3 separate regions of the Homo sapiens genome follow, and regions 2 and 3 are each linked to region 1. Evidence: chromatin contacts called from ENCODE Hi-C or POLR2A ChIA-PET data. All regions are on one chromosome and are shown on one strand. Each heading gives the region's core, a stretch centred on a gene start or an enhancer-like site at or near the end of the contact. The rest is flanking DNA. Distances are from core to core; before and after follow the strand shown. Region 1 overlaps FGD4 (FYVE, RhoGEF and PH domain containing 4). Region 2 overlaps BICD1 (BICD cargo adaptor 1). Region 3 holds the start of PKP2 (plakophilin 2).

Region 1 (2,700 bases), core at 107-2,606:
TAGTTTTTGGGTAAATACCTTTGTACGTTAAAATACTGAACTGATTAGGGAAAGTCTACTGCAAATGATCCAACCTTGAGGAGATAAAAGAAATGGCATAGATATTCTGCTATCACAGAAATGGAATATAATATTCCAAAATCTATACTATATGTTTAAATACAATTATCCTGGTATTTTAAAATAAACTATCTAAAAGGAATATACTACTATACTTCATGATACAGCCATATGTCTAAAAAGGCTCTAAATATAAATAAAAAATTTTATGTATAAGTATAATCTACTGAACAAAATGCATAAAGGTGTTTCAATAGAGCAAACATACTGACAATGAACACACATGCAATCAACTGTTGCTGCTAAATCCTCATTCACAATGTTATTGTCAAAGAAATTTGTAGAAAATACTGAGATGAATAAACTTCTTAATTCAAGGAAGTACAAGAACAATGCAATCTTCCTCGTTTCTTCTTGGCTGCCTGCTGCTTCATTGTGTTTGTATAATAAAAGATCTGGCAAGTTGCAAGTCTCAATGCATTCACATGGGCAATTCCATAGCAGAGTTACCTTGGGAATAAACATGCTCTCTGGCACAAAGAACCATTCTAAGTAGGTCAAAGCTCCCCCAAACTGTATTTAGATCACCAGATGTTTCAAAAAACACTTTAAAATTCTGTCACTTCACCCAGAAAGGAAGAAAAATTTAAAAATCACAGGATACACTGTCAGAACAAGAACACTGAGGATGAAAAAAGGCAACTTAAAAGAAAATGTTCTGAGACTCTAAATTGTACTGCGGTCAATTTAAGATACCAGCAAAATATTTGGTCAAAAGCATGCTTTATGATCCTATTGAATTTAATTTTTAAAAGTAAAACAAAACTACTACAATCAAAGACAAACAGGAATCAAAACTTACTTAAAACAATCATTTAGTATGAAGGAATCAGCAGCTGGGACCTATCACATTGACAGTATTTTAAAGCATTAGCGATTTTTAAAAAATAAAAGCTTAGAAAAGACTAGTGATTGGCCCTAACCTATGTGCCTATGAAATTAAGACCAACAACAACAACAAAAAGTTTTTAACCAGTAACTTGGTTTAAAAAATTCTCTTTGCTATAAAATCCTCAACTATAGGAAAATGTCTTAAGTGACAGAAGAAAGACCACTTCTCTTAAGGAAGAGAGGATGCTGCTCATTTCCACTCTGCTTTTTGGGCAACTGAGATTTTGCATTTCAAAGAACGAAAGGCTAATCCCTTAATGAAGGTACTAGAAAGAGTAAAAACCCTTGCATGCGGTACAAATGCTCATTCCTTCAAGTCACTCCCATATTACTCATCCAGTGTGAATGTTAGAGAAAAGAACATTGCTCTGCTCCTGGAACACAGAGAACTTGTCTCTCATGTCTCGTTATCAGTGTGCCTATTTCTCCTCAATGCTATCAGGAATTTAATAACTGGCTACCAGGTTAGGAAATAAACCTTTTTTTTTTTAATCATTTCACATTTTATCTTCAGTTGGGGCTTTTTATTAACAGCTAAACACTCACAGAAATCGAGTCCACAATCTTTCCCTGGTGGCAAGAGTCCACTTACAAAGAAAACCGTGGAATTATTCTTGATGAGAAGGAAATAAATAACACCACCTAAAATATTTTTAGATGCAAATCAGACTCCTAATATAAAGATAGTTTTGATCCATTCATTCAACAAATATTTAATGAACTCTATACATCAGTTGTTCAGTTAGGTACTGGGTGTGGATTAGTAAATACAACAGGTGTGAGCCTTCCCTCCTCAATCTAAAGAATGAGATAAATGAAAATCTAAAAAATAAAGTATGATAATAATTATAGAAAAAAGTTTTTGAAAGCCTGAAACAATGAGCCCAAGTTAGGCTTCTTCTAAGCAAGTTGGGCAAGTTAATTATCTGTCTGAACACCATTTTGCTTCTCTGTAGGATGAGCACACAAAATTTATCAGCCAAACTGGAGTTCTTATCCAGGACTAATGATAAATTAAGAGATCCTAGGCTGGGTGCAGTGGCTCACACCTGTAATCCCAGCACTTTGGGATGCCGAGGCAGGTGGATCACTTGAGGCCAGGAGTTCGACACCAGTCTGGCCAACATGGCAAAACCCCATCTCTACTAAAAATACAAAAATTAGTCAGGCATGATGGCGCATACCTGTGATCCCAGCTACTCGGGAGGCTGAGACACAAGAATTGCTTAAACCCAGGAGGTGGAGTCTGCAGTGAGCCAAGACTGTGCCACTCTGCTCCAGCCTGGGCAACAGAGTGAGGCTCTACATTTAAAAAAAAAAAAATATATATATATCTATATTATATATATATATATATATAATATATATATAAAATATATATATAATATAGATATATATACACACACACGTTTTATAAATCTTTATTACATAAAACTATTTGGATGTGTTAATAATTATCAAAGCTGGATGATGGGTAAATGGGGGTCATACTAGTCTTTACTTTGCATAAGTTTGAAATTTTCTATAATAGAAAGTTCAATAAAATTGTGTATCTAGTGCATTCTCATTTTTTGAGACAGAATCTCACTCTGTTGCCCAGGCTGGAGTGCAGTGGCACAATCACTGCTCATTGCACCCTCGACCTGCTAGGCTCAAGCCATCTCCCACCTCAGCCTGCTGAGTAACTGG
Region 2 (2,700 bases), core at 68-2,567, 340 kb after region 1:
TGGTGACAGGGAATTCATTACTTCCTAAGAAGACTGCCTCATTCCATTACTAGACAACTACACTTGTCAGAAAGTGATTTATTTTGATCCAAAATCTGGCTCCCAGTGACTCACAGGGCCTTGTTCTGCTCTCTGAAGCCAAGTACAGACGCATCAATGAAAACAAACGTAACATATCAGTTCTATAACATAATAGGTGAGATCAGAAAATATGAATCCAGAAGAAAAGTGAGTTTGGACCAAGTGTTCAAAGAAAAAGGGAACTATGAAATGGTTAAAAAAAAAATGTAGAAGGCCAGGCACAGTAGTTCACACCTACAATCCCAACACTTTGGGAGGCTGAGGTGGGAGAATCACTTGAGCCCAGAAGTTCAAGACCAGCCTGAGCAACATAACAAAACCTCATCTCTGCAAATAATAATTTCTAAAAATTAGTTGGGCCACCTGAGCCTCCAGTAAAAACAAAATCAGGTTAAAAAAAAAAAAAATAGCCAGCATAGTGGTGTGCACCTGTGGTCCCAGCTACTCTGGAGGCTGAGGTGGGAGGATTACTTGAACCTGTGAGGTCAAGGCTGCAGTGGGCTGTAATCGCACCACTGTACTTCAGTCAGAGCGACAGAGTGAGACTCCATCTCAAAATTACATATATATATATATATATAGAGAGAGAGAGAGAGAGAAAGAGAGAGAGAGAGAGAGAGAGAGAGAGACAGACAGACAGACAGACAGACAGAGACAGAGACATAGTACAAGTGCTAAAATAAGGTGGACTATCTTGGCTAGAACTGAGTGACCAGAGTGGAAAAACAAAGGAGAAAAAATACATAAAAGAGTTGATGGAAGATCCCTGAAGTCTAGGTGAAAATTACTGCAACTAGGCAAAACTATTCTGTACTTTGGAAAAATATTGAATGAATTTGAAATGTAAAGGACAGGCAGTAAATAAGCAGAACATGCAGCTCTAAAACACAGCCATCTCAGAGATTTAGAGCTGGTAAAAAAAAATCATAGACATTATGTATTGCAACACCTTAATTTTATAGACTTAATTAAATCCCAAGAGGAAAAGGTATCAATTTCCACTTTCATATTCCCCTCCATTGTAATAACACCTTCACTGAACATTTTCCTCTTTTGTACCCTTTTCTCCCCACCTCCTGCACAGCATGCTGAATCTGAGATGTTGTATAAGATCCTAACTATTTCAAAACTCAGCTTTCAGAGGGCAAAGAAGGGATAACGTAATAAAGCCCAACTGCCTGAATCATCCTGGCTTGCCACCAAGACCCAGAATGGACAGGATGTGGTCACACTGCAGGACTGGCTCTTGCCGGCCATGGAAACTAGCCAGGTATTATGCTGATACACGTATCTCCATCAGCAGCTAACAAGACAAGGAATCAAAATCACTGCTAATTTACCCACAAAACTGTCCATCTTTTCCCCTGGTATCATTCCCCTGGGTCTGCTATTGGGCATCCAAATTCCATCAGTTTCTTTTATGCAAACCTACACCTTTTCCTCTTTCACTTACCATCCATGCTACCCTCAGGGTACCATTTTCACCACCTTCCCACATCCCCAGGGTCACCCAAACTCTGAGCTTCTCGGGTTTTCTTCCCTAATCGGTCTCATTTTCTTCACACTTCACCAGTGCTTTAAAAATGCAGCTTTGTCTCGTAAATACCTGCCTTTTGAAAGGACATACTACTAAATTTAAAACACCAGGCTGCAAGATCCTGTTTTTATAAAAACAAAGGAAGAAAAACAGCAAAAAAAAAAAAACCAAAAACACCACACACACAAAAACCCTGCCTATATGTTTAAAGACATTTAAAACAAGTACAGAAGAATACTCAGCAAAGTGTTAACAACAGAGACAGAACTGTGGGAGAAGAAGGGAAAACTATTAATTTATATATGCTTTTCTCTAGCTTGGAGTACTGCAATAAAAACTGTCATAATTACACAATTTTAATTCTTAAAAAGCAAACTCTTGAAATGAAAAATAGAAAAGGCTGGGTGCAATGGCTCATGCCTGTAATCCCAGCACTTTGGGAGGCTGAGGAGGGAGAATCGCTTGAGGCCAGGAGTTCAAGACCAGCCTGGTCAACATATTGAAACTCCCCCGCCGCCCACACCCCCCACCAAAAGAAAAGAGGAAAAAAACCCACTTAAATTAAAAATGCTAATGCATCTTCAATAAAGATTAAATAAGATTGATAAAGATTAGTCAGTGAGCAGTGAGGACTGTTGCTCCCAGCCCCCATAACCCTAAATGGTGAGTAAGGGCTAATTTTCCACTTAGGCTGCCTTCTTAGACCTTACTGTCCCCAGTCAGCTTTTTTGCCCATCGTTTATTTGTTTTCATTTTTCCTAATTTAGAAAGCAATCAAACTAACTGGTGAAAACATTATTAAATTGTTTATATCCCATATTCTAGAAATTAGGCTTCTATAAAATAACAACCAATTGCACAAATTAATTTTTTTTATTAAATTGAAAGTTAGCCTGTAATCCTAGCACTTTGGGAGGCCAAAACAGGCGGACTGTCCTTAGCTCAAGAGTTCTAGACCAACCTGGCTTACATGGCAAAACCCTGTGTCTACAAAAAAAATACAAAAATTAGTCAGGCATGGCGGTGTGCACCTGTAGTCCCAGCTACTTGGGGGCTGAGGCATGAGGATTGCTTGAGCCCAG
Region 3 (2,700 bases), core at 149-2,648, 440 kb before region 1:
ACTCTGTTGTCCACGCTTTCAGTCCTTTGGTTTCCTCTTCACTCCCTGGACGCTCATGTAAAAAGGGAGGCCATATACCTGTGCATTGTGTGTCTAAGCATTCAGTGTGTGTCTAAAGGCAGAAGGGTGTGGGTAGGAAAACAAAGACGAGGGAAGCTGCGTTCTCCAAACACTTCAGACTTGAGTAAGTGGGGTTTTGCAGCAATTGAGTGATTTGAGGGAAAGTGAACATACAAACCCAAGCAATCAAAGGGAATATTATCTTAATACCAGGGATACATGTTTTTCTTTCTGCCTCTTAAGTCCAAAGAGGCAAATCAGGACAAGTGGCTTTGGTTGTAAACTTTAAGGTCAAGGATCCTTTCTGTTGAGCTTAGCTCTCAAGTTCTCAGTAGTCAACTGCGGTGAAACATAATTAATAGCACGATAAATACAAGTTGTGGAAGATTCGATTGAAAGTTGGAGGCCCTCTCCGTGGATCTCTCTACAAAGAGCCTGTAATAAAGAGGACTTAATCAACGTTAGCAGGGCTATTTAAAAAGCATCGTCTATTAAAATTCATTTCTTCTCTAGAGCCTCTTGTTGGAGTTTCTCTGTGTGGGTGTGTTCGTAAGAGAGGAATGGGTTAGCAAGAGTACTGGGTACAATTTGTGTATCCAAGAGAAAACAGAAGCTCTCAATGAGGAAGAACATATGTTTCTGGGACTGCATCTGTGCAAAAAGTACATAGTCCTGACGTTGTACTAAGAAAAAAAACACTCTCTTTAGAAAGTCTTTTATTTCACACGTTATCTTCTTGGCACATTTCCCTCATATTGCCCTTTCCGCCTGACCAAATAGCCCTTTCTCACCCTCAGGTCCAGGAAAACCAGGAAACGTTTCCAACAGTGCGACAAAGCCTGACTAACCAGACATACTACTCGCTCGGGGATCCCGGAGGCAAGCCTCAGTCCAAGAACAGGAGTGACTCTCGAGGGCTCACCTGCCTGCAGGGCAGCCCCTCCCTGCATCGAGCGGAAATCCATCCTGTCCAGCGCGGGGCGTGGGCAGAGCGGGGCGCGGCCCCGGCAGGCGGTATCCGCTGGGACTCCGACAACGTGCGCGACCCCAGGCGAACCGCGCCCCTCTCCCCACCTCCCCGCGGGCGGGTACAAGTCTCCAGGTGTCCGCGCGCTCAGCGGGTCCGGCCCGCCCCCGCCCCCGCCCCCGGGCCCGACTGCGCGTGCCCGGCCGGAGCCGCGCCCCCTCCTCAGGGAAGGCCGGGCGTCCGGCCCACGAGGCCGAGCTCCCCCCCGGCCCGGGCCTCTCACCGGCGCGGGGGGCGGGCCAGGGGCGGGGCCGGACTCGAGCGGGGCGGGGCTCGCGCCAGCGCCCCCAGCTCCGTGGCGGCTTCGCCCGCGAGTCCAGAGGCAGGCGAGCAGCTCGGTCGCCCCCACCGGCCCCATGGCAGCCCCCGGCGCCCCAGCTGAGTACGGCTACATCCGGACCGTCCTGGGCCAGCAGATCCTGGGACAACTGGACAGCTCCAGCCTGGCGCTGCCCTCCGAGGCCAAGCTGAAGCTGGCGGGGAGCAGCGGCCGCGGCGGCCAGACAGTCAAGAGCCTGCGGATCCAGGAGCAGGTGCAGCAGACCCTCGCCCGGAAGGGCCGCAGCTCCGTGGGCAACGGTGAGTGGAGCCCGCCGCTCCCCGGCGCCGCCCCCTGCCCCACACCCGGTCACCTCCTCCTATCCCGCCCTCACCCCGCGTGCTGGGAGTGCGGGACCCCGTGTTCTGCCCACCTGTTGCTCGCCGTCTTCGGTATGACCGACTTGCTTGTGGAAAGCACTCTTTTCCATAACCTATTACTCAGCTTTGTCATATAGGTACCTATGTATATTAAATATTGTACATATCTATCAATGTTAACTAACTCACTTCAAGATTTCACCCCTTTCTTTTTCTACTCCGCCGGTCCGCGCCCCTCACTGGTGCGGACTTAATTTGAAGGTTCAGGGAGTCTATAAACACCTTGAGATGCTATGCAGAATTTTTGGTGTGTACGATCTTTTTCTGGGAGAAGGAGCCCTTCAATTTTATTAGATTTGTTAAATAATTAATGACCCCCATAAATATCTTGGGGAAAAAAACCGACAGCACTGGCGCTCCTACAACCTATAAATTGGGATTGTGCTGTCTTATGCAAGTACTTCGGGGCGCTCCACCCTGTGTGGGAGGCGAGTGGTGGATCTAGGGAGTGAAGAAAAGTAGTTAGGAGGCTTTGGTCCAGGGAACAAACACGCCGAGGAGGAGGTAGGGGACTTTGGCCCTGCCGGCAACAGCCGTGCCCGCCTAGCTGCGCTTCCTACCCCCACCAGTGCGGGCGTGATGCAAGTCTGATCCCTCCAAAAAATTAAACCCGAAGGTGAAAGGGGTGTAAGCACACACATGCACACTATGTTCATGATTGATAGACGGGGGAGGTGGAAGGGAAAGAAGATGGCAAGCCACTTGTGAAAATTAGAGATCATGATGTATCCTTTTCTCCCCTGCTGAAGTCAGGTGATGGGATCAACTCAGTGACCCTTGTTTTACTTCTTGTTGCTGTGTATGTGAGTTTGCATTATAAAAGCACTATGTTGGCTTATAGCAAAAAGAAGAGGAAAGAAATTGAGCAATTAAGTTGGAATATCTGTTTCCTGCAACGTTCAGTTGTTTCTGTA

The links. Hi-C counts contacts between places; a loop is a spot of excess contacts on that map. ChIA-PET counts read pairs that join two places held with the same protein, here RNA polymerase II (POLR2A). Pooled maps may share reads with other maps.
Region 2: a map of MCF 10A shows a loop between it and region 1 (5-fold over the local background). The contact joins two enhancer-like sites. A Hi-C loop is called at or near these places in 1 of 168 maps with a recorded cell type or tissue (MCF 10A). POLR2A ChIA-PET finds 5 or more read pairs at or near these places in 1 of 52 experiments (CD8-positive, alpha-beta memory T cell).
Region 3: a pooled map shows a loop between it and region 1 (2.3-fold over the local background). The contact joins the promoter of PKP2 here to the enhancer-like site in region 1. A Hi-C loop is called at or near these places in 2 of 168 maps with a recorded cell type or tissue (Caco-2 and mammary epithelial cell), 3 of 37 single-sample maps with no recorded cell type and 3 of 50 pooled maps.

Annotation. Positions count from the first base shown.
Region 1 is chr12:32,452,872-32,455,571 of GRCh38, reverse strand. All of the region lies in intron 1 of FGD4 (FYVE, RhoGEF and PH domain containing 4), which reads right to left. Among named protein-coding and RNA genes, the nearest start is that of FGD4, 55 kb to the right of the region's middle. RefSeq lists an enhancer at 1,674-2,463. Within about 2 kb of position 1,356, at least 7 of the 41 ENCODE cell types and tissues checked have a DNase peak (open chromatin) inside an H3K27ac peak, as active enhancers do; they include mammary epithelial cell, where a contact is called at or near this core.
Region 2 is chr12:32,114,473-32,117,172 of GRCh38, reverse strand. All of the region lies in intron 1 of BICD1 (BICD cargo adaptor 1), which reads right to left. Among named protein-coding and RNA genes, the nearest start is that of BICD1-AS1, 8.4 kb to the right of the region's middle. Within about 2 kb of position 1,317, at least 14 of the 41 ENCODE cell types and tissues checked have a DNase peak (open chromatin) inside an H3K27ac peak, as active enhancers do.
Region 3 is chr12:32,895,475-32,898,174 of GRCh38, reverse strand. It overlaps PKP2 (plakophilin 2), which reads left to right and starts at 1,398. Exons shown (of 13, transcript NM_001005242.3): 1 at 1,398-1,666. The coding sequence starts at 1,444. RefSeq lists silencers at 990-1,089, 1,290-1,399.